Linked DNA regions of Homo sapiens: region 1 is linked to region 2. Evidence: read pairs that join two places in POLR2A ChIA-PET (ENCODE). Cell type or tissue: OCI-LY7. All regions are shown on one strand. Each heading gives the region's core, and the rest is flanking DNA. Links, peaks and the distances in the headings are about the cores only. Region 1 overlaps POU2F1 (POU class 2 homeobox 1). Region 2 overlaps CD247 (CD247 molecule).

Region 1 (4,390 bases), core at 126-4,125, 200 kb before region 2:
CCCAGCGTGATGGCTCATGCCTGTAATCCCAGCACTTTGGGAAGCCGAGGTGGGCAGATCACCTGAGGTCAGGAGTTCGAGACCAGCCTGGCCAATAGGGTGAAACCCCATCTCTACTAAAGATACAAAAATTAGCTGGGTGTGGTGGCACACGCCCATAATCCCAGCTACTCGGGAGGCTGAGGCAGGAGAATCACTTGAACCCGTGAAGTGGAGGTTGCAGTGAGCTGAGATTGCGCCACTGCACTCCAGCCTGGGTGACAGAGTGTGAGACTCCATCTCAAAAAAAAAAAAAAAAGTTACAGTAAGCTAGTTAATTTATTATTGAACACAGACTTTTTCTCTTATAAATTTAGTGTAGCCTAAGTATATGGTGTTTTTAAAGTGTATAGTAGTGTACAGTAATGCTGTAGGCCTTCATATTCGCTCACTCGTCATTCATTGACTCACCCAAAGCAACTTCCAGTCTTGCAAGCCCATTCAGGTAAGTGCCCTCTACAGGTATACCATTTTTAAATCTTTTATACCATGTTTTTAACTATACTTTTTCTGTGTTTAAATATTTTTATTTTTTAATTTTTTTTTTTTTTTTAAGTAGGGTCTAGCTCTGTCACCCAGACTGGAGTGCAGTGGTGCAGTCACAGCTGACTGCAGCTTCTACCTTCCAGGGCTCAGATGAGCCTCCTACCTCAGCCTCCTGAGGAGCTGGTACCACAGGCGCACGCACCCATGCCCAGCTAATTTTTTTTTTTTTTTGTAGAGACGGGGCTTCGCCTTGTTGCCCCGGCTGGTCTTCAACTCCTGGACTCAAGCAGTCCTCTTGGCTTGGCCTCCCAAAGTGCTGGGATTACAGATGTGAGCTCCTGTGCCTGGCCTAGGTATTTTTAAATACACAAATACTTACCATTGTGTTAGGATGCCTGCAGTACAACAGTAGAATAACATGCTGTACAGGTTTGTAGTCTAGGAGCAACAGGCTATACCATATAGCTTAGGTATGTAGTAGGCTATACCATTTGGGTTTGTGTAAATATGCTCTGTGATCACACAATGACAAAATCATCTAATGACATAGCATCGTTAAGTGATGCATAACTGCACATACAATTCTTGAAACTAATGAAAACACAGCACTTTCAAGGAACAAAAGTTCAGCATAGCTGGTTCAGGAAGCATGAGATTTAGCTGAAGAGCCAAAGATGATTTTCATGTTATGAGGCTATTTGCATGATCTTTGTACTTTTTAGTGACAAGTCCACAGTTGGAAATTGTGGACGAGATTCCATACTTTTCAATAAATACATTGATTCCTAGTAACAACAGCAATAACATTTATCAAGTCTTTGTGCCAGTTGTTGTACTAAATGCTTTACATGCATTTATGTTAATTACAGTGACCCCCATGGGGTGTGTATTGTTATCCTATCTTTCAGGTTAGGAAACCGAGGCTTAAAGAGGCTAAGTGGCACACCTAGGTCTCTGTTTTGATTATAGCAGTAAGCAGTTAAGATCATTATCAGGCTCTTACCCGTTAATTTCTGCTTCAGGCCAGTGGAATGATGAAGCATATATCAAATGGAATTGGGGGATTGCAGAATTTCCACTGTTAAGATCTATAGATTTAACAGCTGTTATTCTGAGTTTAACCTCAGTGTTTGTACAGTTCCCAGGTCCAGATTGTGTGCTCTAGAATCAATTGTGCATTCTTATCTCTGTATTGCATTTTGGAGACACAGACAATTGATTATCAGATCTAATGTTAACTTAGCTTTCAGGATTTCTAGATGCTGACTATAAACGTTTTTGAAGTTGGTTGTATGCAAACTGCTGATCCTGGTAACCCATACATTCTCAACATTTTGGGTTTTTGTTAAGAATTGTATTTTAGGGTAGGTTTGGTGGCTTATGCTTGTAATCCCAGCACTTTGGGAGGCTGAGGTGGGAGGATTGCTTGAGACCATGAGTTTGAAACTGGCCTGGGCAACATAGCGAGACCTTCTCTCTGCAAAAAAATTTAAAATAATAGCCAAGCATGTTGGTACTTGCCTATAGTCCTAACTATTCTGGATGCCGAAGCAGGAGGACCTCTTGAGCCCAGCAGTTCCAGGCTGTGATGGACTGTGATTGTGCCACTGTTCTCCAGCCAGGATGACAGAGCAATACCATGTCTGTTAAAACAAATATATATGAAACTGAAGCTAATTACACATGTTAACCTTGGGATAATTTTCATCTGGAGCAGCATTTATATTTTTTTGTGACCCAGTTGGTGAAATAGAAAATTAGGATTTACCCTGTTTACATGTTATTTTGATAAAAACATAATTTAAACTATTTCAGTGTTGTCAAATGAGTTGTGACTTAAAATTAATATGCAAGCAAATTATGCAAAAAGGTGGATTTGTTTACCACTTTTTACCAACCACTTCCTTTCTCCCATACCAAGCTGTTACTAAACTAGGGCTGTAGCTTTCAGTTGAGGAAACATGACGGTTGATTATTGTTTCTAATAATAGCTATTATTAGAAGTCAGCTATTTCATGGCATTGGTTTCCAGTCATTCACACCTCATTTAATCATGCCCTGCATCACCTTGTTGAGTTGTTAATGCTGTTTATTTCTCAATTTTTCTTTTACACTACATTGCTAAGTCCCCCCATCTTCCTCTTCATAGTGCTTTCCCTACCCTCTGAGTACTTGCTTCTTCATGCTCTGGCCAAGGAGAGTGGTGTTTTGGCAGACTGTTTTATACATGTACACTTATATGCCAATCATCATTAGTTAGAAAGGAATTGGTGAAAATGCTCTTATGTTATGAGAGACATGTTCAACATCACAATAGTCTGAGAAGATGAATTAACAATTTATGAGTGTTGCTGGAAAGTATGATTTCAGGCGATTAGACTATAGGGGCAAAGCCATTGCCGGCTTATGCTGTTGGAATCACATCTTAGTAGTTACATAATGCCATCAGGACCAGTACGAGACTGGTTTGGTGATTGAGCCCATTTCCTGGGATTTGTTCCTATGTATTGCAGACAGATGTCCACGCTTAGGTGTGCATGCTCCTGTCATGCATGTACACATAATTTTTAAAAAAGGAGTCATAGTGCATATCCTATTATATACTTGCTGTTTTTCCCCCATTGCTCTCTATTCTTTAGTTCACTCATTTAAATAAGATAAACATTTTAATGAAATCATATTCTTTGCAGTAACTTGGATGGAGCCAGAAGCCATAATCCTAAGTGAATTAATGCAGGAACAGAAAACCAAAGACTGGTTTGGTCTGTTCTGCTGAGACCTAGTGGAGGAGGCTAGTCCAAAATAGTAGTCTCCCATAAACTTTCTTTAACAGAATATACACACTTAAAAATTTTGTACATGTCGTCAGGTTGCTTTTAGTACCACTCTATATTTTTTATCTACAGTATTTAATAGTGTCAGTTTCTCCTGCACTGTTAACTATTAGTCTTTTAAATTTTTCCTAGGTTGATGAAAAACACTTCATTGCTTTAATTTTAATGTTTTTACTCTAATTTGGACATCTTTTTTTTTTTAGACAGACGATTGCTCTGTCTCCCAGGCTGGAGTGCAGTGGTGTGATCTCGGCTCCCTGCAGCCTCCACCTCCCAGGTTCAAGCAATTCTCTGCCTCAGCCTCCTGAGGAGCTGGGATTACAGGCGCCTGCCACCATGCCTGGCCAATTTTTGTATTTTTAGTAGAGATGGAGTTTCACCATCTTGGCCAGGCAGGTGTTGAACTCCTGACCTCATGATCCACCTGCCTTGGCCTCCCAAAGTGCTGGGATTACAGACATGAGCCACCGCGCCCGGCCGACATCTTCTTATTAAATTTTTATTAAATTAAATCTTACTAAATTTTATTAAATATAAAATCTTTTATCATTAGTTTTCAAATGTACAACAATGATTTATTTTTCCTGTTTTGGCCGTTTCAGAATACTTGTAGTTTTCCTGAAAATTTATGACTTCTTAAATATTCTCTTTCGACGTGTGCCTGCCCCACCTCCTTCCCCGCAGCTAATTCCTATACCTCTTTGGAGAAGTAGCTTAGGGATGCAGGTGGAGCTTGGATCAGTCTACCTGTTAGTCACATGCTTTACTTGCATCCCACTATTAGCTGTTCATTTATAGAAAGGGGATGGTTGCAGAGTCTGGGCAGGGATGGGTCAGCTGTGGCACTGTGGTCCTGGAGAGTCATACCCTACTCTTGGACAAAAATGTTTCTCTTAGCAGAGAACTGGAGTGAGCATATTTTTTTTACTCTGCTTTCTCTAAAGGCAATTTTAATTTTTAAGTCAAATATATGGGAGGTAGGGATAAAGGAGAAATGGAAAGATAATAGAGTTTTAGCAGTCTAGGGGTCT
Region 2 (4,367 bases), core at 368-4,367:
CTGTGGAGAAGGCATTGCCAGACCTCAGGAAAGACAGGAACCCTGGCAGTTCCAGGGCTAGCCGCTCTCCCCTCGGATTCAGGGCTTTGCTCTCTCAGAAACTGGTTTCTCAGCCCTGCTTCTGTGAGCATATCTCAGTTCTCCCCCAGCTTGCTGTCTGTGTGGTTACCTTGCACGTAGCCTGATGTGGCCCACACCTCAGTTTAGCTCTAGCACCATAGCTCACTGCCCACTGCCAGCTTTTCTTTTTGCCTCTTTAGACATGTTATAAAAAAATTATATATATATATATATATTTTGAGATAGGGTCTCCTTCTGTTACCCAGGCTGGATTTCGGCTCACTGCAGCCTTGACCTCCTGTGCTCAAGCGATCCTCTAGCTTCAGCATCCCAAGTAGCGAGGAACACAGGCACATGCCGCCATGCCCAGCTGTATTTTTTTGTAGAGACGGGGTCCTCCTGTGTTGCCCAGGCTGGTCTCAAACTCCTGGGCTCAAAGGATTCTCCTGCCTCAGCCTCACAAAATGCTGGGATTACAGGCATGAGCCACCATGCCCAGAATGACATATTCTTGACAGAATTGGATCAACTCACTTTTCAAACCAGCCATCCAGGTCACACAGCCTGTATATATGTCAGCTGACCTTGAAACTTGGTCTAGCACAAGCCCTCGATGTGAGAGGCACTCTCTTTCACTAATAGATGAACCAGATTTCAGTTTTAAAAGCCCAGTGAGTAGCAGAATTCCCCTGAGGCTGAGTTACAAATCAAATGCCTTCTCCTTATGAGTTGCCTGTGAATTGTTAAATATGCCTAGTGATGATGTGCGTGGCTCCTGTTGGAATCCCAAATTTTCAGGGGCTTTAACAGTCATGGTCTTGGATTTCCTTTTTGAAAATGTCAAGGTATAGATTTCAGTCTTTACACAATATTAGTTGGTGGGCTTGTTGAATTGGGGCCCTATATATAGCCACTGCAGTTAGAGGAAACACTGCTAGGGACAGGGCCACCTTTTGTGAGAGAAACGCCTAAAAGACTTGTTCTCCATCCCTCCCTCAAACCCTATGCACTGAGACATTTTGCACTGTGGCGTCAGCTGCTGTGCATAACTTCCGGACACCTTCTGCTCACACGCTGTCTATTCTGATGCCTGGGTGCCAGGCCAGCCTTTCGCGCTTGTTTTCCTGCACCTGACAAGCTGGTGCCGTGCTGCAGGGCTCCTTTCCCATAGCCCTCTCTGTTTCTGGCATAAGACTGGGCCCATCCTGACACATTGTATTGCACCAAGCCCCACTCTCTCTGTCTAAGGCACAGCCACCCAGCCGGGATGCCCGGCCCACTTGCCGTGTGTGACACCACCCATATTGCCGCATTCCGGGCCGCAGGATGCACCTGTGCTCATGTGCTCGTTCCCAGGAACTGTCCTGTTCTCTCCTGAGAATCAGCAGTTTTGCTCCCCTCCTCCCCCAAGGGCAACCTGCTGATTTACTGATGACTAAATTGCCATTACAAGCTTGACTGCTGAAATAAAGCTTAGTAAAGCTGCATTTTCACTGAAGCATTTATTATGCAAAATAGGAAGGCTTTAGCATGCCAGTATAAATTAAAACAGTAGAAAAAAAGCAGAGTAGAGAGCGTTTTCCATCCATGGCCTGTGCCCTGTAATGACGCAGCAGTATCCTAGTACATTGACGGGTTTTTCCTGTCCTGCCACTGTCCGCTGGGCAGTTATAGGTCCCATGTGTTGGGTCTTCCTGCGAGGCCTTCACAAAGATGATTTTGTCATTCGCTGAAAGCGTGAAGTGAATCAACGGCCTCCTCTTGCTCCGCAGCACTTTATTCACACTGTGTAACCACATGTTTTTTATGCCACTTTGTGCACAGCTCATCAAGGTCAGTCTGTTCATCTTCTGGCCCCTGTAGCACATGGTACAGTTCAATGGTGCGGCACAGAGGCCTGAGGCAGGGAGGCTCCCGCTGCCCTCGCAGGCCCTGGCTGACCCTCCCCTGCCCGCCCACCTTCCCATGCCCCTGCAGCTCCCTGGTTGCACCTGGCCTAGGCTCCTTTCCATCTGCCCCTCTGCCCGGCCCTCTCACCAGGGAGGCACAACATGGCCCAGTACAGTTACCTTGAAAGGAGGTGAAGGTGACAACAGAAGCCAAATTTACAGCAGGAGTGAAGCCACTCAGACACAGAGTGATACAGACATTAGGGCATGTGCTAGCATCTGCGCTTTCTCTGGGGACTTTACAAAACAGACTCAACAACTCAGCTGTGAGAGGCAGTGCGCCCGCCTCCCAGGGAGAACGAGGAACCGCCAGGAGACAGGTCTACCTGCACCACCGGCAAACCAGAGGGCCCAAGGCCAGGGCCGTAAGCCCTGGGAGTACACTCCCTTAAAGAGTGCAGGGACAACAGTCTGTGTGTGAAGGTTTGGAGCTAAATATAACCAAAGCATCCTGTACATAAAGGGGAATACTTCAGTGGCTGAGAAGAGTGAACCGGGTTGTAAATGCTTCATCCTGTGTCTCATAATCTGGGCGTCTGCAGGTCTGGCCTTTGAGTGGTGAAATCCCCTGGCTGTTAGCGAGGGGGCAGGGCCTGCATGTGAAGGGCGTCGTAGGTGTCCTTGGTGGCTGTACTGAGACCCTGGCGTGAAAGCAAATCAGAAAACAAAGAGTGGGTCAGTAGCCTGTGTGGGCAGGAGCCAACCCAGAGGCCAACAGGTGTCTCTGCAGCACAGCCCTGTGACCACCCACCCAGCCTCCAGAGGCCCAGGAATAATCCCCCTGGCCCCACGGGCAGGAGCCTTGGCTGCAACAGCTTCGTTGGTAGATGGGTGCTGTGCCCTGCCGGGAATGGCCTTGCAGCAACTCCTTTCCAGCTAAATTCTCACCCCTCTTCTCAGCTCCTCAAATGCTGTGCCTTACAGTGCTTGGGCCCCGCCAACTTCCTGCTGGACCTAAGAGAAAGGAGTCTCCCACCTCCCATATTGGGCAGGAATCAGGGGGGAGGGCCCAGACCTGCTCCAGAGAATCTGCTGTCCCTGACACCTGGGCCCAAAGGAAGCCTGGACTTGTCACAGGGAGAAGAGGGGCTCCTTGGCCTCAGCCCTCTGTGAGCCTCCTTCCCTTCCCAGGCCCGGTGATTCTAGTGTTTTCTTGGTCACGAACAGGCCCACAAGGCTGGCCCCAAACCTGCTGGAATGCCTGTCCCCCTGGTCCAGGGGCCAGGAAGGAGAAGGATCAACAGCAGCCACACACAGGTAAGTTTCTGGGGCCCTTTTGATATCACTCAACTCAGGCAAGCTGGGCATCCTGACACTAGAGTCAGAAGAACGAGCTATGAACAGCCCATGGGAGCCAGAAGGAGGGAAATGACAACCCGCTGGGGATCATGTTTTAGAGAAGTAGTTTGACCGTGCTTAGTTTGCATAATTGCCTGCACTGATTTGCAAAAACCAGGCACCTAACTACATAACATTTTCTTTCTGAAGCTGCCATTTTTCTTAGCTTTTTTTCCTTCAGTCTTCCCAGCCAACCTCTCATCTTACTAGGCCTAAGGAAATGATGCAGAGTGAGGGTTCTACAAGAACCCAAAGAGGCAGGATAATCACTTGTGTGGTCCTTTGCCTCCATCTGCATCGGCGGGGAGGCTGCGTACCCTCTGGACAGCTGCTGCTCTGTCTGCCATGGCCAAGCAAGGCATGGTTGGAGCCAAGTAATTCGCTTGAATGGCCAAGTCCCAGCTGTGCTCCAGGGACTTATTGGCAGTGGCGTTGCCACTGGCCTAAATGGGTGCCTTGGGCTTGCCCTGCCCAGCTGTTGGCAAGAGCTGGTGCCACCAGCAGGCAAAATGTGGGGGCCTTGATCTTGCCCCTTGTCAGGTGGTGCCCCTTCCACTGAAGGGACGCCGGCAGCTCCTACCTGGTAAAGGCCATCGTGCCCCTTGCCCCTCCGGCGCTGGTTGTTTGGGAGTGAAATGAGAAAAGGATTAGAAAGTCAGGCAGTCAGTAGTGGCATTTCTGCTCAAGGGCCCCTCCCAAGGTACCCAGGAAGTCAGAGGTAACTGTCTCCCAGCAGCACCCCTGCCCCTGGGAGAGAAGGATCCTCAGGCCCCTGGTCAGACCTTCATCTCTGCAGAGTAAGGTGAGGCCTGGCCATGATGGGGCTTGGGTTTGCTCCACCCCACTCAGATCCTCACAGACATCAGATTCCTAAGGTCTAGGGCCCGCAGGACCTATATTGCCTACTGCTTAGATAAATGGGCTTCCCTTCAGCTCTTAAAGTTCTTGGCTAGTCATTTTTGCTCACTGACAACCAGCTGTTTTGAGCAGTTACGAGCTCTGGCATAGTCAGTTCAATCA

What was found. Peaks named below come from ENCODE experiments on the same cell type or tissue, not always from the same donor. Only the 100,000 strongest peaks of a DNase experiment are listed, where the experiment ranks them.
Region 1: POLR2A ChIA-PET joins it to region 2 with 5 read pairs; 18 of 35 experiments call an interaction of 5 or more read pairs at or near these places.

The regions. Positions count from the first base shown.
Region 1 is chr1:167,232,563-167,236,952 of GRCh38, forward strand. The region is part of intron 1 of POU2F1 (POU class 2 homeobox 1); the gene reads left to right. Among named protein-coding and RNA genes, the nearest start is that of POU2F1, 14 kb to the left of the region's middle. In OCI-LY7, for the core only: no CTCF peak of the experiment used is centred there; no DNase peak of the experiment used is centred there.
Region 2 is chr1:167,429,097-167,433,463 of GRCh38, forward strand. It overlaps CD247 (CD247 molecule), which reads right to left. Exons shown (of 8, transcript NM_198053.3): 7 at 3,928-3,963; 8 at 1,544-2,650. The coding sequence ends at 2,585. Among named protein-coding and RNA genes, the nearest start is that of CD247, 87 kb to the right of the region's middle. RefSeq lists enhancers at 667-1,573, 1,112-1,301, 1,574-2,480, 2,232-2,331, 2,452-2,521 and silencers at 1,972-2,021, 2,792-2,851. In OCI-LY7, for the core only: no CTCF peak of the experiment used is centred there; DNase peaks (open chromatin) are centred at 1,125, 2,305 and 2,545; H3K4me3 peaks cover 1,876 bases; H3K27ac peaks cover 1,786 bases.